Linked DNA regions of Homo sapiens: all the other regions are linked to region 3. The links are chromatin loops, found by intact Hi-C in ENCODE. Cell type or tissue: heart right ventricle. All regions are shown on one strand. Links, peaks and the distances in the headings refer to the core of each region. The heading gives the core; the rest is flanking DNA.

Region 1 (5,000 bases), core at 1-5,000, 310 kb before region 3:
TCTACCTGCCTTGGCCTCCCAAAGTGCTGGGATTACAGGCATGAGCCACTGTGCCGGGCCCAAAGCGGATCTTTTAAGGAAGGGTGAATATTACATGGGAATGTTAGAGAAGGGGGAGAATCTGCCCATCAAGCAGGCAATTGTGGACAAAGGCATGGAATTTTTTTTTTTTTTTTTTTTTGAGACGGAGTTGCCCAGGCTGGAGTGCAGTGACATGATCTCGGCTCACTGCAAGCTCCGCCTCCCGGGTTCACGCCATTCTCCTGCCTCAGCCTCCCAAGTAGCTGGGACTACAGGCGCCCACCACCATGCCCGGCTAATTTTTTTGTATTTTCAGTAGAGACAGGGTTTCACCGTGTTAGCCAGGATGGTCTCGATCTCCTGACCTCGTCTTCTGCCCGCCTTGGCCTCCCAAAGTGCTGGGATTACAGGCATGAGCCACCGCGCCCGGCCGGCATGGATTTATTCACAAGGTTTTAGTATTAAATTCTGTGGATCCCTTTGGAGGAGATTAATTTTTTTTTTTTTGAATTGGGGTCTCATTCTGTCACCCCGGTTGGAGTGCAGTGGCCCAATCATAGCTCATTGTAGCCTCAAACTCCTGGGCTCAAGGGATCCTCCTGCCTCAGTCTCCTCAGCAGCTGGGACTGCAGGCATGCACCACCACACCTGGCTAAGAGAACTACCTATTTTAATGTTTCAAAGAATTTGGGCCAAGGGCAGTGGCTCACACCTATAATCCCAGCACTTTGGGAGGCCAAGGCAGGATTGCTTGAGTCCAGCAGTTCAAGACCAGCTTGGGCAGCATAATGAGACCCCGTCTCTACAAAAAAATAAAAAATTAGCTGGGTGTGGTGGCACATGCCTGTAGTTCCAGCTACTCAGGAGGCTGAGACAGGAAGATCAACTGAGCCCAGGAGGTTGAGGCTGCCAGTGAGCTGTGATCACACCACTGCACTCCAGCCTTTGTGACAAGAGCGAGATCCTGTCTCAAAAAAGAAAAGAATTAATAGACTGGGGGAGTGGTTGAGGGGAAGAATTCATAGGCTGAGCAACAAAGCAAGACCCCTGTCTCTCCAAAAAAAAAAAAAAATTTTTAGTTGCATGTGGTTGCATGTGCCTATAGTCCGTATGGTCCCAGGTACTTAGGAGGCAGAGGCAGGAGGATAGATTGAGCCCAGAAGTTCCAGGCACAGTGAGCCATGATCATGCCACTGCCTTCCAGCCTGTGACAGAGCAAGACCTTGTCTTCACACACACACACACACACACACACACACACACACAAAAAGTTTATGAAGCAACTGGCTTAATCATCTGGTCTCTACAGGGGGGTAGGAATCTCATGGAATCCATTTTCTTCAACAGATAGTTTTTTGTTTGTTTGTTTGTTTTGAGACAGAATCTTGCTCTGTCACCCAGGCTGGAGTACAGTGGCACGATCTCAGCTCACTGCAACCTCCGCCTCTCGGGTTCAAGCAGCTCTCTGCCTCAGCCTCCGAGTAGCTGGGATTACAGGTGCCTGCTACCACGCCCGGCTAATTTTTGTATTTTTAGTAGAGACAGAGTTTCACCATCTTGGCCAGGCTGGTCTTGAACTCCTGACCTTGTGATACACTCGTCTCAGCCTCCCAAAGTGCTGGGATTACAGGCATGAGCCAACCGCGCCCGGCCAACAGATAGTTCTGACTGGCAATAAGAAGGTACAAAAAAAGGCCCCTATCAGTGGTGTCAACCATTGCCTTAGTGATAAACACTGAAAGCACCCCCAAGGCTGAACCCATGTTTTGGAGGTAGTTCACTATGGGCTAGGGAAGTATTTTCCAAATTTTTTTTTTTTTTTTTTTTTTTTTTGAGACAGAGTTTTGCTCTTGTCGCCCAGGCTGCAGTGCAATGGCGCGCTCTCGGCTCACTGCAATCTCCGCCTCCAGGGTTCAAGCGATTCTCCTGCCTCAGCCTCCTGAGTGGCTGAGATTACAGGCGCCTGCCACCACGTCCATCTAATTTTTGTATTTTTAATAGAGACGGGGGGTTTCACCATGTTGGCCAGGCTGGTCTCGAACTCCTGACCTCAGGTGATCCACCTGCCTTGGCCTCCCAAAGTGCTGGGATTACAGGCATGACTCACTGCACCTGGCTAACCTTTTTTTTTTTTTTTAACCCATTACCTCTAATTAAAAACAGAAGCTTTACCCTCACTCCTGTAATTTTTATATACTACTGTGTGAGGGCCTTGTTGCCAGATATGAATCAATAAAGGGGCTAGAAGAATATAGAAATAGGAAAAACTAGGGCATGTTTGGTGGCAAATCTTTAACCTCTTGAGGGTGATCCCTGTGAAGAAGCCTTCCTACTCTGAGTCTTGGGGCGCTACCAACAGAACCAAGATAAGGGAGCTAGAATGGCAGAAAGATGATCTGGAGCGAGGATGACTGTGCCAGAGCTGGCTGGGGAGACTGAGCACTGTCAGTGCTTGATTAATAATGTAAGAGAGGACAGGCTGGGCCCTGGGGACAGCCTCACCGGCCCATAGGCCAGAGTCACAGATGGCCCAGTTGGCAACATGATGGTTCACTTTTGGAAAAGAAACGTGACACAGCCTTTCTGGGAACAGGGTAGCCAGTCTGATTCAGGAGAGCCAACAGGATACCCAAGAACTGGACGTGAGAGGCTCTAGCCACCAGAAGGGGGCAGCACCTTCTTGGGATGACAGATTGAAAGGCCCGTTAGGCTACCCAAGAGGGTTGTGGCTGAGTATTTGGGGGCGTTGCGGGGGCTAAGAGGGAGGTGGAATAGAGACAGTACATTTTCAACAAAAAAATTTTTTTAAAGAAATGGGGGCTACCTTTGGCAGGTGCTGATGTATGGACAGCCGTATCGTGTTACCTTAGAGCTTGAGCTGCCAGAGTCCCCTGTGAATCAAGATTTGGGCATGTTCTTGGTCACCATTTCCTGCTACACCAGAGGTGGCCGAATCATCTCCACTTCTTCGCGTTCGGTAAGTGTTGGTGGCCTGTCTGAGAAGGTGTGGAGGAAGATGGCAGGATCAGAATGGGTAGGGGGCTGGGTGTGGTGGCTCAGGCCTATAATCCCAGCAGTTTGGGAGGCCGAGGCAGGCAGATCGCTTGAGCCCAGGAGTTCAAGACTGGCCTGGGCAACATGGCGAAACCCATCTCTACAAAAAAAGTTTAAAAATTAGCTGGGCATGGTGGCTCACGGCTGTAGTCCCAGCTACTCTAGAGGCTGAGGTGGGAGGATCGCTTAAACCTGGGAGGTTGAGTCTGCAGTGAGCCAAGATTGCACCACTATTCTCCCTCCTGGGCAACAGAGCAAGACCGTCTCAAAAAAAAAAAAAAAAAAAAAAAAAAAAGAATGTCTGGGTAGGGATTCCTCAGGAGAAAACACCCTTGGCTTTGAGGTCACAGACACATCAGGATAAAGAAGGGAATCAAGGCCGGGCGCAGTGGCTCATGCCTGTAATCCCAACACTCTGGGAGGCCGAGGCGGGTAGATCACCTGAGGTCCAGAGTTCGAGACCAGCCTGACCAACATGGAGAAATCCCGTCTCTACTAAAAATACAAAATTAGCTGGGCATGGTGGTGCATGCTTGTAATCCCAGCTACTCAGGAAGCTGAGGCAGGAGAATTGCTTGAACCCGGGAGGCAGAGGTTGTGGTGAGCCAAGATCGCGCCACTGCATTCCAGCCTGGGCAACAAGAGCAAAACTTTGTCTTAAAAAAAAAAAGAGAAAGGAATCAGCTTACAAAACCAGAAACCTTTGCCAAACACCCCAGGTATCTCAGGAGCATGCCCAGCTTTGGGATTAAGTGTGAAGAGTGGAGCTGCTCTCAGAAAACAGGCTTTAGAGCCAGACAGACATGGGCTTGTGTCCTCATTCAGAAACAAGCTAGCTGTGGGTCACCTGACTTAACTTCTTGGGTATAAAGTATTATAAAATGGGTATAATAGTAACTGCCTCATAGCAAGACTAGTTTGGATTCAATGGGGAAATGTAAAATTCCCATTAGCACATAGTGGCTGTTTAATGTTTTTTTGTTTTTGAGACAGAGATCTTGCTCTGTCGCCCAGGCTGGAGTGCAGTGGCGTGATCTCGGCTCACGGCAACCTTCACCTCCTGGGTTCAAGCGATTCTCCTGCCTCAGCCTCTCAAGTAGCTGGGACTACAGGTGCTCACCACTACACCTGGCTAATTTTTGTATTTTTAGTGGAGGTGGGGTTTCACCATGTTGACCAGGCTGGTCTCGAACTCCTGATCTCAAATGATTCAACCACCTCAGCCTCCCAAAGTGCTGCAAGTACAGGTGTGAGCCACCGCACCTGGCCTAATAAATGTTAAGACTCCATTCTTCCATTAATTAACAACACAACCTCATCATGAAGCAAATTCCTGATGTCTACATGATGGGGGGAAAGCTTCAGATGGTGCGCTGGGACTTAGATCCCATACTGGATTACAGAACTACTTGGTGGGAAAGGCAGATCAGAGACAGTGCTGGGCTTAATCTAGGAAGGTTTCTTGGAAGGAGGGGCCTTTGCTCTATAATAGAGTGTGGTTGAGTAGGGAGAGAGGTACTCAAGCAATTGGAATGGTTGGATGAGACTGAGGGGTAGGAAGTGAAGGTGAGGCAGCCAGGGACCTGAGGAAGAAGCCGCCTTCATAGACTACTCAGGGGTGGTTGAGGGGTAGGTAGGGTCATGGGGATCTGGCATGCACCTGTCCCCAGCCTCTGCTTCCCACCCCCGGCAGGTGATGCTGCATTACCGCTCAGACCTGCTCCAGATGCTGGACACACTGGTCTTCTCTAGCCTCCTGCTATTTGGCTTTGCAGAGCAGAAGCAGCTGCTGGAGGTGGAACTCTACGCAGACTATAGAGAGAACTCGGTGAGTGAGGTGAACGAGCTTTATGACTAGGAGATAGCCCCTCCCATTAGCCCAGGATTCTACCTGAGAAGCCTCCAGGCTCAGGAGACATCACAAC
Region 2 (10,580 bases), core at 2,156-7,155, 210 kb after region 3:
TTGGGAGGTTGAAGGGGGCAGATCGCTTAAGCCCAAGAGTTTGAGACCAGCCTGGGCAATATGGCAAGACCCTGTCTCTGCAAAAACAAACAAACAAAAAGTTTTAACTTAGACAGGTGTGGTGGCACTTGCCTGTAGGCCCATCTACTCAGGAGGCTGAGGTGGGAGAGTTGCTTGAGCCCAGGAGTTCAAGGATGCACTGAGGTACGATCATGCTGCTGCACTCCAGCCCAGGCAACAGAGCAAGAGTCCGTCTCAAAAAAAAAAGAAAAAAGAAAAGGAAAAGATTCTTAGTTTGTTCTTGAATTTTCCAAAATAATATTTTCTCACTGTATGCACTACCCTATTTGTTTTGTTTATTTGTTTGTTTGTTTGTTTTTGAGACAGAGTCTTACTCTGTTGCCCAGGCTGGAGTGCAGTGGTGCGATCTCAATCTCGGCTCACTGCAACCTCCACCTCCCGGGTTTGAGCAATTCTCGTGCCTCAGCCTCCCAAGTAGCTGGGATTACAGGCACACGCCACCACGCCAGGCTAATTTTTGTATTTTTAGTAGCGATCGGTTTTTACCATATTGGGCAGGCTCGTCTCGAACTCCCGACCTCAAGCAATCCGCCCACCTCAGCCTCCTAAAGTGCTGGGATTACAGGCATGAGCCACCGTGCCCAGCTGCACTACCCTACTTGTGCTGTTCATAATGCTGCAAACCAGTGCAGATACCATTTGGGACACCACCTAGAGTTTGGGGACCCTTCTTCATCCACCTTTAAATTGACTTCATACATCATCTCCCATTAGTGGAGTACATCCATAACCCAGATCTAAAGAGTACGTTCTCTGGATGGCCTGAAGCTTCTGGAAAGCAGGCACTTTTTAATCGTGATACCTTTTACCTCAGTAATACAATACAATTCCATAACTTTGTATTTGGAATTAACTTCAAACTCCAATCGATGTTGCAATGATATGTCTGTATAGCTTTACCCAATTCCATTTATTGTTGAGGGCTTATTCCATTTGCTTTAGTAATACAGTCTCCTTGGGGCAATTCTATTCAACAGAGACTCAGAACAAGGGTCTCATTTTACGGAATTTTCCAACGGGTATGCAAAGCCTCAGACATCAAATTACAACCATATATCCCACACCCTCCCCAGAGCTCTGACAAGGCTATATACAAATTCAGTGGCAAAACAGAGGTGACATAAACTATAGTGAACAGACTTTATGTGGCCTAAAACCCTCCTAATGTCTTGATGAACATGCAGGATGTGTTCAAATCAGCTGTGGGGCTCTGCTCCTGTGAAATCATCATGGCCCCAGGAGAGGTCCAGCAATTTTCCTCTGCAATAGAGCAGATTCTTGAAAGTCAAGGAGTTTTGGCCGGGCATGGTGGCTCACGCCTGCAATCCTAGCACTTTGGGAGGCCAAGGCGGGTGGATCACGAGGTCAGGAGTTTGAGACCAGCCTGGCCAACATAGTGAAACCCCGTCTCTACTATAAACACAAAAAAATTAGCTGGGTGGGGTAGCAGGCACCTGTAATCCTAGCTACTCGGGAAGCTGAGGCACGAGAATCGCTTGAACCCGGGAGGCAGAGGTTGCAGTGAGCTGAGATCGCGCCACTGCACTTCAGCCTGGGCAACAGAGTGATTCTTTGTCTCAAAATAAAAAAAGAAAGAAAGAGAGAGAGAAGAAGGAAGGAAGGAAGGAAGGAAGGAAGTCAATCAGTCAGTCAAGGAGTCTCCTTCATCCTAAGTTCCTGTCAAGGCTGACACCAACGTGAGGCTCTCTTCCAATACATCTCTTCTACCTGGGGAACTGATCTTACCTAAAGGAATGTCAGAGAAAGAACTGCCTGGCAGCGAAGTAAGCCAGGCCCTAACACCCTATCTTGACCATCCCCGCAGTTAGTAAGTCGTGCTGGACCTTGCTTGAGATACCTGCATCTCATGGTAAGTCTGTCCCACCTTGAAAACCAGAGACTTGAGAACGTCAAGCACAACCACATCAAAGGTACCACCCAAAGAAGGGGAGTCTGAGACCACCCAAAAGAGGCAGTTGGTATCCTCTGCAAAAACAGGTGCCACTTAGGATGATGAAAATCAGATTTTTTTTCATATTTAGCCTAGAAGGAAAAGGGGTTACCCCTTTGGCACCCATAATGAGTTGATGGCTTTTTTTTTTTAACAGAATTCTAGAAGAACTGCACAGAGAAGCAGACTGAATAACCCCAAGACTTGTAATGGACCAGCAAACTTCTGAACTCATACTCACCTAGGATCCTTGATAGCAATTATTTTTGCTTAATCTCACGGTTTTCTGCTGCCCACTGGGAAGACCCTTCTTCCCCAATAGTCCTTTGCACTGAAGGGAACAATAAAAACATTATGTGAAAAAAAACATATATTGCAGAAGAACAGAGCAAAGTGGTGTGAGGTCGCTGTCCACATCTCATTGTGTATTTCAACTCTCATCCTGCCTGTATTCAATTTCAATAATTATCCAAGACCTATCTTAAACCTAATTTCCTCTTTCTTTCCAAAAGCTCCTCTATCTGAAGGTTTTTTCTCCAGCACATGTTTGAACTTCAGTTTCCTCTCATCTTATTTCTCTGTAGATTTCATCCTATCTGCTCTCCATCCATCAGAAAAGCTTAAATATTTCTCATCAAATATTGTCACTTGCTTGTTTCCACTATACTGTAGAGTTTGCCACTTTGTTCTTTTGTTGTCATTTTAAGTTGTTATTTTTTTCAGATTTCTAAAGAGGATGGACAAGGATTAAACTCATGCTCATCCTGTGTTCTTTATCCGGTCTCAAGTGATGCGTTTTATTTGTTGACTTCCATTACGGTCAGGTGCTTGACTGACAGATAACTGTGACGATCATGGGCTTGTGATGGCAAAGGGCAGGGGTTTTTTTTTTTTTAAGCAACTGTAACTCCCTCTAAATCTCCTTTTGACATTTGCTTCTGTAATAGAAATGCTAATCTTTCTAGATGTGTGGTAGTGACAAAGAGGAAAATAATCCAGGGAAGGGAATTGGAGCAACAGCAGGGAAAGAAGTTCCAGTATTATTTCTTGTTTTGTTTTGTTTTCAGACAGAGTCTTGCTCTGTTGCCAGGCTGCAGTGCAGTGGCGTGATTTTGGCTCACTGCAATCTCCGCCTCCCAGGTTCAACCGATTCCCCTGCCTCAGTCTCCCGAGTAGCTGGGACTACAGGCAGGCGCCATCGTGCCCAGCTAATTTACTTTTTGTATTTTAGAAGAGACGGGGTTTCACCATGCTGGCCAGGATGGTCTCGATCTCCTGACCTCATGATCTGCCTGCCTCAGCCTCCCAAAGTGCTGGGATTACAGACATGAGCCACCACGCCCGGCCCCAGTATTGTTTAAGTAAGAAAGCTAATCCAGCTTTTCGTAATCCAGGGTAAAATTTGTCTATCTGTGGGACACCACTAACAGGATGCCCTGATGCCTCCCCAGGTTCAACAGGGAAGAGGCGGGCAGGCAGACAAGTAAAATTAAGGATTTGGGGTCCAGATATATTTTCCCATCTCTGGGTTATATGGACTGTGTGAGCTTGGAAAAGCCATTTAATCTTTTTAAGTCTCAGTAAATAAAGACTACACTTTCTTTACGTGAAAGTCAGTAGAATTAAATAATAGTATGTGTGAAAAACCCTCAGCTGTGCTGAGACGATCCCTTTAACATGAACCATCCAGTCAGTCTCATCCCGCTCCAAATAAGGCACTTTGGAGTCATCTTCACTTCCCTTCTAGTTTTATCCTTCAAATCTTCCTTTTCATCCCACACACCACAAACACAGTCGCAGCTACCCCCTTCTTTCCCTCTGTCCTTGATAGACAACCCCTAATCTCATTTCTTCTCAGCTTCTGTCTCCTTGGTAAGAAATCTGACGAGATAAATAGTATATACACCTGCTAGGATAACGCACAGTCCTCTCAAGAAGAAACGACCCTGTCAGTTGTTTTGACCTTATGCAAACACGAGTGAAACTTGTATTTCATTGTGTTCACTTTGAGAACGGCATCCAGGAACGGAACGCAAGGGCTCCTGCTAGTGACGGATGGTCTATTTCAAGTGTTCAGAGATTCCAGACTCTACATGAAATGGCGCCACCTTGAGGCTCAAACCTTATTGTTGGCGTTCAATTTAAGAAAAACTCATCAGACATCTCCTACTACAGGCCAGCCTTTGGTAATTAAAAGAATAAAACGGGCCGGGCGCTGTGGCTCACGCCTGTCATCCCAGCACTTTGGGAGGCCGAGGCGGGTGGATCACCGAGGTCAGGAGTTCGAGACCAGCCTGACCAACATGGTGAAACCCTGTCTCTACTAAAAATACAAAAATTAGCCAGGCCTGATGGCGCGCGCCTATAATCCCAGCTACTCTGGAGGCTGAGGCAGGAGAATCGCTTGAGCCTGGGAGGCAGAGGTTGCAGTGAGACGAGATCGCACCACTGCACTCCAGCCTGGGTGATAGAGCCAGACCCCGTCTCAAAAAACAAACAAACAAAAAAAACAAAACAAAACAAAAGAAAGAAAGAAAGAAAAAAAAAATGGCCACGTAAACCAACCTATACATAGGAGGCTTTTTGGAGGACATGATGAAGAGGTGAAGAAAGAAAGTACCTAGGCTGAAGGAACAGTCTAACCTCCAGCTACCTGGCATAGAGTCAGTGCAGAAGAAGACCTGATGGGAACTCAGCAGAGTGGACTCCTAGGAAGAGGGTGAGAACTGCAACCAGGTGAACCAAGACTAGGGAAACTGCTTCTGATTATGCACAGGGGATAAGATCCAGCCCCTGGGGAGCGGTGGTTAACAACAAGTACACATCATGTAAGTGCCCCGGGCACCCCTTAGTGCAAGGGGAGCTATAATTCTACCAGAACACTCTGGATGTATACATATGTTCACACAAGACCTTCCTTGTGGATTAAGACAATATAACAGCAATTTGAGAAAGAAGGTGGCTCAGGGGACACTATCCCACACAGTGCAGACAGGAAATTCTGAGCGGTTTATCATTTGGTCAGTAGGAAGTCATCAGGAAGTCATCAGAAAGTCATGAAAGTCTAGAATCAGTGGCTTGCTCACCAGCTGTAAAGGAGACAGTCATGAGTTAGGGATCAATAATTGGTAATTATCAGAGATCAATAATTAGTAATTTGACAGAGATTTACCAGGGAGGAATCAAAATTCCCCACCTCTGAAGGGTGGCGGGGGGATATTTTTACTGTGTCTCAAGATCCTGCTGGCTCCTTTAAGCCATATGTGACATATTAATCATCTTTCCACATACAAACATGCACTTGAATGACCCCTCTAGAGTCATTTAAGGACAGGCTAGGGCCATTTTTAATATGCTAAAGAACAGAGCACTTTCCCAGGCTTAGGGACTGTGGATGGTCCCAGAGACTCCAATGGTCCAGGAAGTGGAAAGTCCTCACCCATGACACTTACTTTCCTCCCAGGACTGGAGGGCAAAAGAGGAAAACAAGAAAAATATGGAGAAAATATGAAGAAAAAACAAAAGAATGTGACAATTCTTGTTCCCAATTTTGAAACAACTTCACATATTCCTTAAAACAAAGATGACAACATAAAACTATAAAAAGGTATCAAAAACCTCACAATAAGGCTTTTCTAATTACTGGGGGAAATGGCAGCCATTCCTCCCGCAGCTGTGCTGCCTCCTCGTCCTCCTCCTCATTGTTGCTGCCAAAAAGGTCAATGTCATTGCCCTTGTCATCCTCTGCTGGTGTGGTTGGCTTCTTGGCCAGGGCTCCACTTGGCACATGGGAGACACGTGCTGGGTCTGAGGGACTGTGGCCCGGTGGCCAGCAGAGCTCTTCTCCAGCACGTTCAGCTGGGCCTCCAGCCTGGACATGGCCTGCTGCAGCTCCTGCACCACGCTGCTCAGCCTCTGGTTCTCCACTTCCAGACTGGCGATCAGGACAACAAGCTCGCTGTGTTCTCCGTTGGGGCCGCTGGAGACCCTGGGGCCTGAGCTTCTGGCCAGGGATTTCTGGATGTTCTCTCTGGCTCTCGCAATGTCATGGAGGATCACGCTGGCGCCATTCTTCTGGCGGGAGGTGCTGGCCACAGGCCCGTTCATTTGCTCGTACAATCTCCTTTCTGCAATGTCATATTTGAACTTGTCAAACCAGATCTTCTCATATACTGAGAAGTTTGTAGCCATTTTTCTGATGCCAGCCAAGGACTCAGCAACGAGGGAGGAGGAATCGGTGGACGTGGGACGCCTGAGGCAAGAGAACAGAAGACTTAATGTTGTTAAGATGTCAATACTACCCAAAGATTCAATGCAATCCCTATCAAAATCCCAAAAATGGTTTTTCCAGAAATAGAAAAAACAATTATAAAATCCATATGGAATATCAAGGAACCCCAAATAGTGAAAGCAATCTTGAAAAGACGGAACAAAGCTGGAGAACTTGCTACAAAGTGACAGTAATCAAAACAATGTGGTACTGGCATAAAGACAGCCATGTAGACCAATGGAATAAAATAGAAAGGCCAGAAATAGAGTAAAAATAGAGTTACCACATGATCCAGCAATTCCCCTTCAGGGTATACACAAAATAATTGAAAGCAGAGTCTCAAAAAAAGATTTGTACATCCATGTTCACAGCAGCATTATTCACAATAAAACACAGAAGCAACCCAAGTGTCCATCAACAGACACATGAATAATCAAAATATAGTACATACATACAAGGGAATATTATCTAGCCTTAAAAAGGAAGGAAAACTACATGCTACAACATGAATAAATCTTGAAGACATGTTAAGTGCAATAAGTCAGTTACATAAAAAAAGACAAATAACGTATGATTCCACTTATATGTATGTAAAATAGTCAAAATCATAGAAACAGAGAGTAGAATGGTGATTGCCAGGGGACGGGGGAGGGAGGAATAGGAAATTATTGTTTAATGGGTATAACTTTTCAGTTTTGCAAGATGAAAAGCACTCTGGAGATAGATGGCAGTAATGGTTGCACAAAATTACAAAATGTATTTAATACCACTGATATATACATTTTAAAATTATTTAAAAAAACGATTAAGATGGTAATTTTCATGTTTTGTGTATTTTACTGCAATAAAAGAATTGAACAAAGTAATGGCAATATTTTTTTCATGTGACAGCTTTTCACTTAGAGGGCAGGGCTTTTCCAAACAAATTAAAGTTATTAGGCAAGCCTGTGTGTCTTGGAGACTTTATTATTTTGTTTGTTTTAATAAATACAGACAGGGTCTTGTTATGTCACTCAGGCTGGTCTCAAACTGTGCCCGCCATTCTTTAGAAATTTTGGGAAATACAGGGTTGGGTGCAATGGCTCATGCCTGTAATCCCAGCACTTTGGGAAGCTGAGGCAGGGGGATCACTTGAGCCCAGGGGTTGGAGACCAGCCTCAGTGACATAGTGAGACCTCATCTCTACAAAAAATCAAAAAAATGAGGCAGGAAGATTGCTTGAGCCTGGGAGGTTGAGGCCACAACGAGCCGTGATCATGCCCCTGCATTCCCGCCTGGGCAACTGAAGTGAAACCCTGTCTCTAAATAAATAAATAAAATAAATTTGGGGAAATAAAGAAAAGCCCATAGAAGTCACCCATATACAACCAGTGTTAACTTGCTGGGCTCATGGGGTCAAGTCTTTTCCCATCCATCCAGACACAGATACCTGGATATCAGCATCTTGCTGCACAGGTGGGCTCATGCTCTGTGTGCATTGTTCCCTGGACAAGGCACAATGGCCATTCCCCCATCATGATAAATGTGCCTAACTCTTTTCTTCCCACCTCCATGTGCAAAAAGGTAGTTGAGTCAAGCAAAGCTTCTTTGAGGGCTCCAGAGCTGACTTCCCAGCTGCTACTGGTCCTTTTGGGTCCTCTCCCAGTGTTGAGACTCCTGATTTCAAGGACCCTGATTTCAAGGGTGCTGATTTTGAGGGTCTGAAGAAGTTCAAAGAGGAGGTGGATATCCAGCCAGCTAAGCAGAAAACAGCAACAGTCAACGGTAGTGAGCCCCTCTCTGCCCTTCTCTCTAACAGTGACATCCTGAGTCAGGGCTCAGTCCTGGGCAGAACGAGAGTCCTGGGCAGTTCCCAAGAGGAACTGGCCTGGAGGCCCAAAGGGCGGGATATCCACTTCACTGTGCCTTATCAATGTGCAGCTCAGGTATGAGAATCTGGTCATTAGGGCCTGACCAGTAAAGTTCCCAATATCCAAAGTTACAGAGCCCCGAAAGTCCCCCAGCTGCCTAGAGGTGCTTAGCAAAAAGTAAAAATAATACAACTCTGTGTTTGACCCTCACGTACTCTACAGCTCCTTTGGCCACTCCCTTTCTCTGCCAAACCCCAGGACCCTGTGTACCCCTGCTGTTCTCCCTGTCCCACCAGATCTCCCCTGGCCTCACAGGAACCTGACAAAAGGGAAGTGAGACAGGACAGATATGAAGAAAATGTGAAGTGATGGTTATTTTACACCTAGGCATCAAGAGACACAGTCGTTTGCTCAGCAGGTGGGATTTCTCCACATAGGCGGCAAGGAGAAACAATGCCGGGGTCCAGCATCAGAGACAAAGCTGGCAGAATTCACCTGCCCAGACCCCTCCTGCCTCCTGTTTCCCATTGGCCAAAGTTCACCCCATGAACTTCAATTCCCTGCACTTCTGGGACATGTCATCTGTACAGCTCCATCAGTGATACCAGATCCCACGTCCTGCGGCCAGGGACCAGAAACCCCGGGTGGGAAATAGCAGTCTGGGAGAGGGCCCTACTTTGCCAGGGCAAGGACTGGGAAGTCCCCACTGGCATCAGAAAAGTCTGGGTGCTTTTGGCCAACAAGAGGCAATGGAGGGAAGCCTCTTAACATTTCTGATGTCTTGACATGCGTCGTAGCAGGCTTGCCTTAGAGCAACACCTTCGAAGTCCAGTGGAGCTTCCTGCCCGACTGCACACTCCACACAACCTTGGGCTTGAGGTTGCTTTAACTCTTTGAGTGTCACTTTCCAGAGACTTAAAATGAAGATGAAGATAATATCACCCCTCAATCAGCAAATGCGATTGAAGGTTATGGCCAACGCAACTCAACTCGCCCAGTGCCTCACACACAGTAGGCACTTTGCGATTAAAGGTTGTCATCCATATTCCCAGACTATTCCCCGGGAAGTGGTTAGACAGAGCTGGACAACAAACCCCATCTCCTTGGCCCTGACACAGGGAGTGGCAAAAGGAGCTGTAGAGTCCACATCAGGGCCAAACACAGATTTTTATTATTTTTATTTTTTGCTAAGTGACTCCAGGCAGGTGGCGGACAATTAGGGGAGGTCCCTGTTGTAATTCCCAGCCCTGCCCTCCTACCCGAGGAATGAGAGAGGATTCCCTGCATTGCAGTCTGCATGTTGACCTCATGTAGACTAACACGCCTTAGTCTACTGGAGGGAGACAGAGAACACCCTGCATTCTCTGCCCGAGTCACTCTCCTCAATCTGCTTCAGTAGAACGTGAGACACAACTGTTGAAGGCCAGCAGCCCCTGGTCCCGAGCGCGGCAGTGCCACAGTGGATGCTCTCCCACCTGAGCCCTCGGACTGGGCCTCAGTGGGTCCTGCTCCCACAAGTGTCACTGTCTCAATCCGGAGAGTGGAGCTCGTAGGAACAGGACCTCATTGCCACATTTTCTTGGCCCCTTTCATTAAAAACACTGCAATCACCTTCATGGTAAGGCTCCTCCCTGTGGAGGTCTCCTACAGAAGTAGGTGAGGACTGGTTGCTGGGATTGAAGAGAGTGGCATGGTAGCTGAGGATAATAAGGGGTACTGGGGTAAGACGGAGAGGTTTGGGGGCCACACAAGTTGTCCATCTAGGGAACGTAGAGGTCACCTAGATCAAGCCAGTGTTGCCCAAGTAGCAAAAAAAAAGAAAAAAGAAAAAAAAAGTCTGGTCTTTTTTAGCCCCGAGAGGTGTCTTTGATGAAATTCTGACCAGATGAAGCCACCATCACTGCCCTGGGCTTACACATTACCTACATACCCTAAATCAATCACTGTCTGTTTTCTGTCTTTCTCTAAGCCATAGAGCCTGCTCTCTATCTGTTAAGTCTAGGGCCATCACAAACATGCAAACAATGACACTGTAAGATAACTTGGGCCAGGTGCAGTCACTCAAGCCTGTAATCCCAGCACTTTGGGAGGCGGAGGGTAGGTAGATCACCTGAGGTCAGGAGTTCGAGACCAGCCTGGCCGACAAACATGGAGAAACCCCATCTCTACTGAAAACACAAAAATTAGCCAGGCATGGTGGCGGATGCCTGTAAGCCCAGCTACTCGGGAGGCTGAGGCAGGAGAATAGCTTGAACTCAGGAGGCAGAGGTTGCAGTGAGCCGAGATCATGCCACTGCACTCCAGCCTGGGTGACAGAGCGAGACTCCTTCTCAAAAAACAAACAAACAAACTAACAAAACAAAACAAAACAAAACAAAACAAAAAACACCACATAAGATAACTGGGGCAGAAGGCCTCTAGCCCCTAG
Region 3 (10,580 bases), core at 2,876-7,875:
CTGCTGTTAGTGTCAATTGTACCAACATCTTTGGAAAAGCATTTCACAGTATCTACTGAAACTGATGATATGCACATTCCATGACTCAGCAATTATACACCTGTGTATCTGTCCATCAGAAATATGGACAGGTGTTTACCATAAGCGCATTCTCAAGTGTTCACAGCAGCAGTAGGTGTAAAACAGTAGTCCCCCCTTATTTGCAGGGGATACGTTCCAAGACCCTCAGTGGATGCCTGAAACCTCAGCTAGCGCTGACCTCTATAAACACTATCTTTCCCCCTATACATATCTATATATGTACATATATATGTACATATCTATGATATGTATGATATGTACATATCTATGATAAAGTTTAATTGATAAATTAGGCACAGTAAGAGATTAACAATAATAAAATAATACAATTATAACAATATACTATAGTAAAAGTTATGTGAATGTGGTCTCTTTCTCAAAACATCAGACCGCAGTTGAGTGTGGGTAACTGAAAGCACAGAAAGTGAAACCGCAGATAAGGGGAGCTACTGTAACCCTAAACTGGTTACAGTCTCAAACTCCTGACCTCAAGTAATCCACCTGCCAGAAAAAATTTAAAATCTTTTTTTATTTTACTTTTATTTATTTTTGAGATGGAGTCTCACTCTGTTGCCCAGGTTGGAGGGCAGTGGCGTGATATTGGCTCACTGCAACCTCTGCCTCATGGGTTCAAGCTATTCTCCTGCCTAAGCCTCCCGAGTACCTGGGACTACAGGCGTGTGTCACCATGCCCAGCTAATTTTTGTATTTTTAGTAGAGATGGGGTTTCACTATGTTGGCCAGGCTGGTCTCGAACTCCTGACCTTGTGATCCACCCACCTCAGCCTCCCAAAGTGCAGGAATTACAGGCGTAAGCCACTGCACCCGGCCTATTTTATTTCATTTTTGAGATGGAGTTTTGCTCTTGTTGCCCATGCTGGAGTGCAATGGCGTGATCTTGGCTCACTGCAATCTCCACCTACTGGGTACAAGTGATTCTCCTGCCTCAGACTCCCAAGTAGCTGGGATTACAGGCATGCACCACCATGCCCGACTAATTTTGTATTTTTAGTAGAGACGGGGTTTCACCATGTTGGTCAGGCTGGTCTCAAACTCCTGGGCTCAAGTGATCCACCCGCCTCAGCCACCCAAGCTGCTGGGATTACAGGCGTGAGGCACCACGCCTGGCCCTAAAATCTTTTATGTGGCAAAAATACCATAGCAAAAGCAAAATAAAAACAGCAGATTTGGGATTTTTTAAAATTTTATTTACAGCAGAACATAACCTTAAGGCTCATAAGAGCCAGGTACAGTGGCTTGTGCCTGTAGTTCCTGCTACTCAAGAGGAAGAGGTAGGAGGATCACTTGAGCCCAGGAGCTCAAGGCCAGCCTGAGCAACATAGAGAAATCCCATCTATCTATAAAGAACGTTAAAAATGTAAAAGAAAAAACAATGAGACTGATAAGAAAGGGAAAAAATAATTCAAAGGAAAAAATGAGTGTAGGACAAAACTAGGCAAATTTGTAAAAAGGAAAAACCCATAAACAAATGTAAAATGCTCAAACTCACTGTCAGGGAAAGGGAAGAGCAAATTAAAGTAACAGTGTTACCCTTTACCTGTTAGATAAGGAAGGAGGGTTCTCCCAGTCCCTGCTGGTGGCAGGCCCACCTCTAACATTTGCAAGGGGCCATGGCAACAATACAAATACAACTGGAGGCCCACATACCATATATTTAATATTGGGAAGTTATAAGTATGTTCTATCCTGTTACTGTGGTAAATGTATCTTGAAAAATCGGTATTTTTCTTGTATATATGTTTCACTGTATATAAGGTGAACTTTTTTTTTTTTTTTGAGACAGTCTTGCTCTGTGGCGCAGGCTGGAGTGCAGTCGTGTGATCTCGGCTCACTGCAACTTCCATCTCCCAGGTTCAAGTGATTCTCCTGCCTCAGCCTCCTGAGTAGCTGGGATTATGGGCATGCACCACCACTCCCGGCTAATTTTTTGTCTTTCAGTAGAGACGGGGTTTCACCATGTTGGCCCCAGGGTGGTCTTCAACTCCTGAGCTCGGGCAGTCTGCCTGTCTTGGCCTCCCAAAGTTCTAGGATTACAGGCATAAGCCACCACACCCAGCCATGAATGTTTTGATATACATAGTGAAATTATGATTACAGTCAACTAGAATAACATACCTATCATCTCACAATTACCTTTCTTTATTTTTTTGTGGTAAGAGTACCTAAAATCTACTTTTTAAATTTTTTTGAGATGGAGTCTTGCTCTTTTGCCCAAGCTGAAATGCAGTGGCGCCATCTCAGCTCACAGCAGCCTCTGCCTCCCGGGTTTAAGGAATTCTCTGCTTCAGCCTCCCAAACAGCTGAGATTACAGGCGTGTACCACCACACCCAGCTAATTTTTCTGTATTCTTAGTAGAGATGAAGTTTCACCATCTTGGCCAGGCTGGTCTTGAACTCCTGACCTCATGATCTGCCTGCCTTGGCCTCCCAAAGTGCTGGGATTAAAGGTGTGAGCCACTGCGCCCGGACTTTTTTTTGTTTTTGAGACGGAGTCTTGCACTGTTGCCCAGGCTGGAGTGCAGGGGTGTGATCTTGGCTCACTGCAAGCTGACAAACTACCAATGATGACTTAACTTAGTTATTATTGTGCATACCAGGGTCATTTGTTAATCGGCTGGTGATGGCAGATGAATGGCAAACACACACACACACACACGCACACACGTGCACACACACACATGCACACACACAGATGCATTTAATAAGTTATGTATTTATTCCATTAAAATATTTTTTCTTGGCTTCATTCCAGGGAGTACTGATTTTTTTTTTTTTTTTGAGACCAACTCTTGCCCTGTCGCCCAGGCTGGAGTGCAGTGGTGTGATTTCGGCTCACTGCAACTGGGTTCTAGCAGTTCTCCTGCCTCAGCCTCCTGAGAAGCTGGGACTACAGGTGCACACTGCCAAGCCTGGCTAATTTTTTGTATTTTTTAGTAGAGATGGGGTTTCACCATGTTGCCCAGGCTGGTCATGAACTCCTGAGCTCAGGCAGTCCACCCACCTTGGCCTCCCAAAGTGCTGGGATTACAGGCGTGAGCCACCAAGCCTGGCCTGATGATGTTCTTTTTTTTTTTTTTTTTTTTTTTTTTGAGTAGGAGTCTCGCTCTGTCGCCCAGGCTGGAGTGCAGTGGCGGGATCTCGGCTCACTGCAAGCTCCGCCTCCTGGGTTCACGCCATTCTCCTGCCTCAGCCTCCCGAGTAGCTGGGACTACAGGCGCCCGCCACTACGCCCGGCTAATTTTTTGTATTGTTAGTAGAGACGGGGTTTCACCGTTTTAGCCGGGATGGTCTCGATCTCCTGACCTCGTGATCCGCCCGCCTCGGCCTCCCAAAGTGCTGGGATTACATGCGTGAGCCACCGCGCCCGGCCCCTGATGATGTTCTTATACTTAACGTGACTTCTATTGACAAAATGGCAAAAGACAAGCTTTCTTGAGTCAACATAGTTTTTAGCAAGTTTTTAATTTATTTTAATTTGGAGAAGCTTCCTTCTGCTGAAGCAGCAGCAACTGGAATTACCAACAAAATTCTCAAAGCAGTACTTAGATTTAGAAATGAATACTGATTTTTACATTATCACACTCAAATACTATATGGATTTGTGGGGAAACGAAAGAGATCAGGCTGTTACTGTGTCTATGTAGAAAGAAGTAGACATAAGAGACTCTATTTTGTTCTGTACTAAGAAAAATTCTTCTGCCTTGAGATGCTGTTAATCTGTAACCCTACCCCAACCCTGTGTCGCAGAGACGTGCTGTGTTGACTCAAGGTTTAATGGATTTAGGGCTATGCAGGCTGTGCTTTGTTAAAAAAGTGCTTGAAGGCAGTATGCTTGTTAAAAGTCATTACCATTCTCTAATTTCAAGTACCCAGGGACACAATACACTGCGGAAGGCTGCAGGGACCTCTGCCTAGGAAAGCCAGGTATTGTCCAAGGTTTCTCCCCATGTGATAGCCTGAGATATGGCCTTGTGGGAAGGGAAAGACCTGACCGTCCCCCAGCCCGACACTGTCCCCCAGCCCGACACCCCACCCGTAAAGGGTCTGTGCTGAGGAGCATTAGTAAAAGAGGAAGGCCTCTTTGCAGTTGTGATAAGAGGAAGGCATCTGTCTCCTGCTTGTCCCTGGGCAATAGAATGTCTGGGTTTAAAACCCGATTGTATGTTCTATTTACTGAGATAGGAGAAAACAGCCTTAGGGCTGGAGGTGAGAGGTGCTAGCGACAATACTGCTCTTTAATGTTTGTATACATGCACATCAAGGCATAGCACCTTTCCTTATTTATGACACAGAGACATTTGTTCACATGTTTTCCTGCTGACCCTCTCCTCTCTATTAACTTATTGTCCTGCCACATCCCCCTCTCCAGATGGTAGAGATAATGATCAGTAAATACTGAGGGAACTCAGAGACTGTTGCCGGTGGGGGTCCTCCGTATGCTGAGCACCGGTCCCCTGGGCCCACTTTTTTTTCTCTATACGTTGTCTCTGTCTCTCCTGCCTCAGCCTCCTGAGTAGCTGGGACTACAGGCACCCGCCACTGGGCCCGGCTAATTTTTTGTATTTTTAGTAGAGATGGGGTTTCACCCTGTTAGCCAGGATGGTCTCGATCTCCTGACCTCGTGATCCACCGGCCTCGGCCTCCCAAAGTGCGGGGATTACAGGCGTGACCCACCGCACCCAGCCTCTTATTTCTTTTCTCAGTCTCTCGTCCCACCTGATGAGAAACGCCCACAGGTGTAGAGGGGCTGGCCACCCCTTCATCTGGTGCCCAACGTGGGTGCTTTTCTCTAGGGTGAAGGTGAGCTAGAGCGTGGTCATTGAGAACAAGTTGATGAGAGATTCCCGAGTACGTCTACAGTCAGTCTTGTGGTAAGCTTGTGCCCTCGGAAGAACCTAGGGTAACAATGGGGCAAACTGAAAGTAAATATGCCTCTTATCTCAGCTTTATTAAAATTCTTTTAAAAAGGGGGGAGTTAGAGTCTCTACAAAAAAATCTAATCACGCTATTTCAAACAGTAGAACAATTCTGCCCATGGTTTCTAGAACAGGGAACTTTAGATCTAAAAGATTGGGAAAAAATTGGCAAAGAATTAAAACAAGCAAGTAGGAAGGGTAAAATCATCCCACTTACCGTATGGAATGATTGGGCCATTATTAAAGCAGCTAATTTAGAACTGTTTCAAACAGGAGAAGATAGCGTTTCAGTTGCTGATGCCCCTGAAAGCTGTGTAATAGATTGTGAAGAATAGGCAGGGATAGAATCCCAGAAAGGAATGGAAAGTTCAAAAGTTCACATTGTAAATATGTAGCAGAGTCTGTAATGGCTCGGTCAATGCAAAATGTTGACTACAATCAATTACAGGAGGTAATATATCCTGAAGCATTAGAATTAGAAGAAAAAGGTCCAGAATTAGCGGGGCCATCAGAGTCTAAACCATGATGGCCAACTCCTCTTCCAGCGGTTCAGATGCCTGTAACATTACAACCTCAAATGCAGGTTAGACAAGTACAAACCCCAAGAGAATATCAAATAGAGAGTCTCTGTCATGGCAACGCCAATCCAAATACAGTATCCACAATATCAGCCGGTAGAAAATAAGACCCAACCGCCAGTAGCCTATCAATACTGGCCGCCAGCCGAACTTCAGTATCGGCCGCCCCCAGAAAATCAGTATGGACAGCCAGGAGTGTTTCCAGCACCACAGGGCAGGGCGCTATAGCCTCAGCCGCCCACTATAAGACTTTATCCTACAGCACCACCTAGTGGACAAGGTAGTGCATTACATAAAATTATTGATAAGGCAAGGAAACAAGGAGATATTGAGGCGTGGCAATTCCCAGTACCGATGCCACCTGGAGAAGGGGCCCAAGAAGGAGCGCCTACCCTAGTTGGGGCCAGATATGAGTCCTTTTCTATAAAAATGTTAAAAGATATGAAAGAGGGAGTAAAACAGTATGGACCCAACTCCCCTTATATGAGAACATTATTAGGTTCCACTGCTCATGGACATAGACTCATTCCTTATGATTGGGAGATTTTGGCCAAATCATCACTCTCACTGTCTCAATTTTTACAATTTAAGAGTTGGTGGATTGATGGGGCACAAGAACAGGTCTGAAGTAATAGGGCTGCCAATCCTCCAGTTAACATAGATGCAGATCAACTATTAGGAAAAGGTCAAAATTGGAGCACTACTAATCAACAAGCAATAATGCAAAATGAGGCCATTGAGCAAGTTAGAGCTATCTGCCTTAGGGCCTGGGAAAAAAATCCAAGACCCAGGAACCACCTGCCCCTCATTCAATACAATAAGACAAGGCTCTAAAAAGCCCTACCCTGATTTTGTGGCAAGGCTCCGAGATGCTGCTCAAAAGTCAATTACCGATGAAAATGCCCGTAAGGTCATAGTGGAGTTGATGGCATATGGAAACGCCAATCCTGAGTGTCAATCAGCCACTAAGCCATTAAAAGGGAAGGTTCCCACAGGATCAGATGTAATCTCAGAGTACGTAAAAGCCTATGATGGAATTGGAGGAGCTATGCATAAAACTATGCTTATGGCTCAAGCAATAATGGGAGTTGCTTTAGGAGGACAAGTTAGAACATTTGGGGGAAAATGTTATAATTGTGGTCAAATTGGTCATCTAAAAAAGAATTGCCCAGCCTCAAAAAAACAAAATATAACTATTCAAGCTACTACAACAACAACAGATAAAGAGCCACCCGACTTATGTCCAAGATGTAAAAAAGAAAAACACTATTAGAATTCTATCAAATTCTAAATTTGATAGAAATGGGCAACTATTGTCAGGAAACAGCAAAGGGGCCAGCCTCAGGCCCTGCAACAAACTGGGGCATTCCCAGTTCAGCCCTTTGTTCCTCAGGGTTTTCAGGGACAACAACCCCCACTGTCACAAGTGCCTCAGGGAATGAGCCAGTTACCACAATACAACAATTGTCCCCTGCCACAAGCGGCAGTGTAGCAGTAGATTTATGTACTATACAAGCAGTCTCTCTGCTTTCAGGGGAGCCCCCACAAAAAATTCCCACAGGGGTATATGGCCCCCTGCCTGAGGGGACTGTAGGACTAATCTTAGGAAGATCAAGTCTAAATCTAAAGGGAGTTCAAATTCATACTGGTGTGGTTGATTCAGACTACAAAGGTGAAATTCAATTGGTTATTAGCTCCTCAATTCCTTGCAGTGCCAGTCCAGGAGACAGGATTGCTCAGTTGTTACTCCTGCCTTATATTAAGGTTGGAAACAGTGAGATAAATAGAAAGGAGGGTTTGGAAGCACTGATCCGGCAGGAAAGGCTGCATATTGGGCAAGTCAGTTCTCAGAGAGCAGACCTGTGTGTAAGGCCATTATTCAAGGAAAACAGTTTGAAGGGTTGGTAGACACTGGAGCAGATGTCTCTATCATTGCTTTAAACCAGTGGCCAAAAAATTGGCCTAAATGAAAGGCTGTTACAGGACTTGTCGGCGTAGGCACTCCTCAGAAGTGTATCAAAGTACTATTACATTGTTTAGGGCCGGATAATCAAGAAAGTACTGTTCAACCAATGATTACTTCAATGATTACTTCAACCAATGATTACTTCATCTGTGGGGTTGAGATTTATTACAACAATGGGGTGCAGAAATCACTATGCCTGCTCCATTATACAGCCTCAGGAGTCAAAAAATCATGACTAATATGGGATATATACCAGGAAAGGGACTAGGAAAAAATGAAAATGGCATTAAAGTTCCACTTGAGACTGAGAGAAATCAAGAAAGAAAAGGAATAGGGTATCCTTTTTAGGGGTGGCCACTGTAGAGCCTCCTAAACCCATTCCATTAACTTGGAAAACAGAAAAACCGGTATGGGTAAATCAGTGGCCGCTACCAAAACAAAAACTGGAGGCTTTACATTTATTAGCAAAGGAACAATTAGAAAAGGGACATATTGAGCCTTCGTTCTCGCCTTGGAATTCTCCTGTGTTTGTAATTCAAAAAAAATCCGGCAGATGGCATAAGTTAACTGACTTAAGAGCCGTAAATGCCGTAATTCAACCCATGGGGCCTCTCCAACCCGGGTTGCCCTCTCTGGCCATGATCCCAAAAGACTGGCCTTTAATTATAATTGATCTGAAGGACTGCTTTTTTACCATCCCTCTGGCGGAGCAGGATTATGAAAAATTTGCCTTTACTATACCAGCCATAAATAATAAAGAACCAGCCACCAGATTTCAGTGGAAAGTGTTACCTCAGGGAATGCTTAATAGTCCAACTATTTGTCAAGCTCTTCAACCAGTTAGAGACAAGTTTTCAGACTGTTATATCATTCACTATGTTGATGATATTTTATGTGCTGCAGAAATGAGAGACAAATTAATTAACTGTTATACATTTCTGCAAGCAGAGGTTGCCAATGCTGGACTGGCAATAGCATCTGATAAGATTCAAACCTCTACTCCTTTTCATTACTTAGGGATGCAAATAGAATATAGAAAAATTAAGCTACAAAAAATAGAAATAAGAAAAGACACATTAAAAACATTAAATGACTTTCAAAAATTGCTAGGAGATATTAATTGGATTCGGCCAACTCTAGGCATTCCTACTTATGTCACGTCAAATTTGTTCTCTATCTTAAGAGGAGACCCAGATTTAAATAGTAAAAGAATATTCACTCCAGAGGCAACAAAAAAAATTAAATTAGTGGAAGAAAAAATTCAACCAGCACAAATAAATAGAATAGATCCCTTAGCCCCACTCCAACTTTTGATTTTTGCTACTGCACATTCTCCAGCAGGCATCAATGTTCAAAATACTGATCTTGTGGAGTGGTCATTCCTTCCTCACAGTACAATTAAGACTTTTACATTGTACTTGGATCAAATAGTTACATTAATTGGTCAGGCAAAATTACGAATAATAAAATTGTGTGGAAATGACCCAGACAAAATAGTTGTTCCTTTAAACAAGGAACGAGTTAGACAAGCCTTTATCAATTCTGGTGCATGGCAGATTGGTCTTACTGATTTTGTGGGAATTACTGATAATCATTACCCCAAAACAAAAATCGTCCAGTTCTTAAAATTGACTACTTGGATTTTACCTAAAATTACGAGACATGAACCTTTAGAAAATGCTCTGACGGTGTTTACTGATGGTTCCAGCAATGGAAAGGCAGCTTACATAGGGCCAAAAGAGCAAGTAATCAAAACTCATTATCAATCGGCTCAAAGAGCTGAGTTGGTTGCAGTCTTTACAGTGTTACAAGATTTTAATCAACCTATTAATATTGTATCAGATTCTGCATATGTAGTACAGGCTACAAGGGATGTTGAGACAGCTCTAATTAAATATAGCATGGATGATCAGTTAAACCAGCTGTTCAATTTATTACAACAAACTGTAAGAAACAGAAATTTCCCATTTTACATTACTCATATTTGGGCACACACTAATTTACCAGGGCCTTTAACTAAAGCAAATGAACAAGCTGACTTACTGGTACCATCTGCATTCATAAAAGCACAAGAACTTCATGCTTTGACTCATATAAATGCAGCAGGATTAAAAAACAAATTTGACGTCACATGGAAACAGGCAAAAAATATTGTACAACATTGCACCCAGTGTCAAGTCCTACACCTGCCCACTCAAGAGGCAGGAGTTAATCCCAGAGGTCTATGTCCTAATGTGTTATGGCAAATGGATGTCACGCATGTACCTTCATTTGGAAGATTATCATATGTTCATGTAACAGTTGATACTTATTCACATTTCATATGGGCAGCTTGCCAAACAGGAGAAAGTACTTCCCATGTTAAAAAACATTTATTGTCTTGTTTTGCTGTAATGGGAGTTCCAGAAAAAATCAAAACTGACAATGGACCAGGATATTGTAGTAAAGCTTTCCAAAAATTCTTAAATCCGTGGAAAATTACACATACAACAGGAATTCCCTATAATTCCCAAGGACAGGCCATAGTTGAAAGAACTAATAGACCACTCAAAACTCAATTAGTTAAACAAAACGAAGGGGGAGACAGTAAGGAGTGTACCACTCCTCAGATGCAACTTAATCTAGCACTCTATACTTTAAATTTTTTAAACATTTATAGAAATCAGACTACTACTTCTGCAGAACATCTTACTGGTAAAAAGAACAGCCCACATGAAGGAAAACTGATTTGGTGGAAAGACAACAAAAATAAGACATGGGAAATAGGGAAGGTGGTAACGTGGGGGAAAGGTTTTGCTTGTTTCACTAGGAGAAAATCAGCTTCCTGTTTGGATACCCACTAGACATTTAACGTTCTGCAATGAACCCATCGGAGATGCAAAAAAAAGCGCCTCCGCGGAGACAGAAACACTGCAATCGAGCACCATCAACTCATATGATGAACAGAATGGTGATGTCAGAAGAACAGACGAAGTTGCCATCCACCAAGAAAGCGGAGCCACTGACTTGGGCACAATT

The links. Peaks named below come from ENCODE experiments on the same cell type or tissue, not always from the same donor. Only the 100,000 strongest peaks of a DNase experiment are listed, where the experiment ranks them.
Region 1: it touches region 3 in a loop (6-fold over the local background); 82 of 110 quality-filtered maps call a loop at or near these places.
Region 2: it touches region 3 in a loop (6-fold over the local background); 36 of 110 quality-filtered maps call a loop at or near these places.

Annotation. Positions count from the first base shown.
Region 1 is chr11:62,692,566-62,697,565 of GRCh38, reverse strand. BSCL2 (BSCL2 lipid droplet biogenesis associated, seipin) reads left to right here. Exons shown (of 11, transcript NM_001122955.4): 4 at 2,855-2,998; 5 at 4,769-4,903. HNRNPUL2-BSCL2 (HNRNPUL2-BSCL2 readthrough (NMD candidate)) reads left to right here. Exons shown (of 24, transcript NR_037946.1): 17 at 2,855-2,998; 18 at 4,769-4,903. Among named protein-coding and RNA genes, the nearest start is that of LRRN4CL, 5.5 kb to the right of the region's middle. In heart right ventricle, for the core only: a CTCF peak has its summit at 2,680 (motif pointing right); a DNase peak (open chromatin) is centred at 2,685; H3K27ac peaks cover 851 bases.
Region 2 is chr11:62,164,936-62,175,515 of GRCh38, reverse strand. It overlaps the pseudogene EEF1DP8. Among named protein-coding and RNA genes, the nearest start is that of SCGB1D1, 20 kb to the left of the region's middle. RefSeq lists a silencer at 1-85. In heart right ventricle, for the core only: a CTCF peak has its summit at 4,138 (motif pointing left); DNase peaks (open chromatin) are centred at 4,135 and 5,935; H3K27ac peaks cover 2,646 bases; H3K27me3 peaks cover 1,302 bases.
Region 3 is chr11:62,376,214-62,386,793 of GRCh38, reverse strand. The region is part of intron 4 of ASRGL1 (asparaginase and isoaspartyl peptidase 1); the gene reads right to left. Among named protein-coding and RNA genes, the nearest start is that of SCGB1A1, 38 kb to the left of the region's middle. RefSeq lists enhancers at 3,518-4,083, 4,084-4,649. In heart right ventricle, for the core only: CTCF peaks have their summits at 5,655 and 5,864 (motif pointing left); a DNase peak (open chromatin) is centred at 5,813; H3K4me3 peaks cover 505 bases.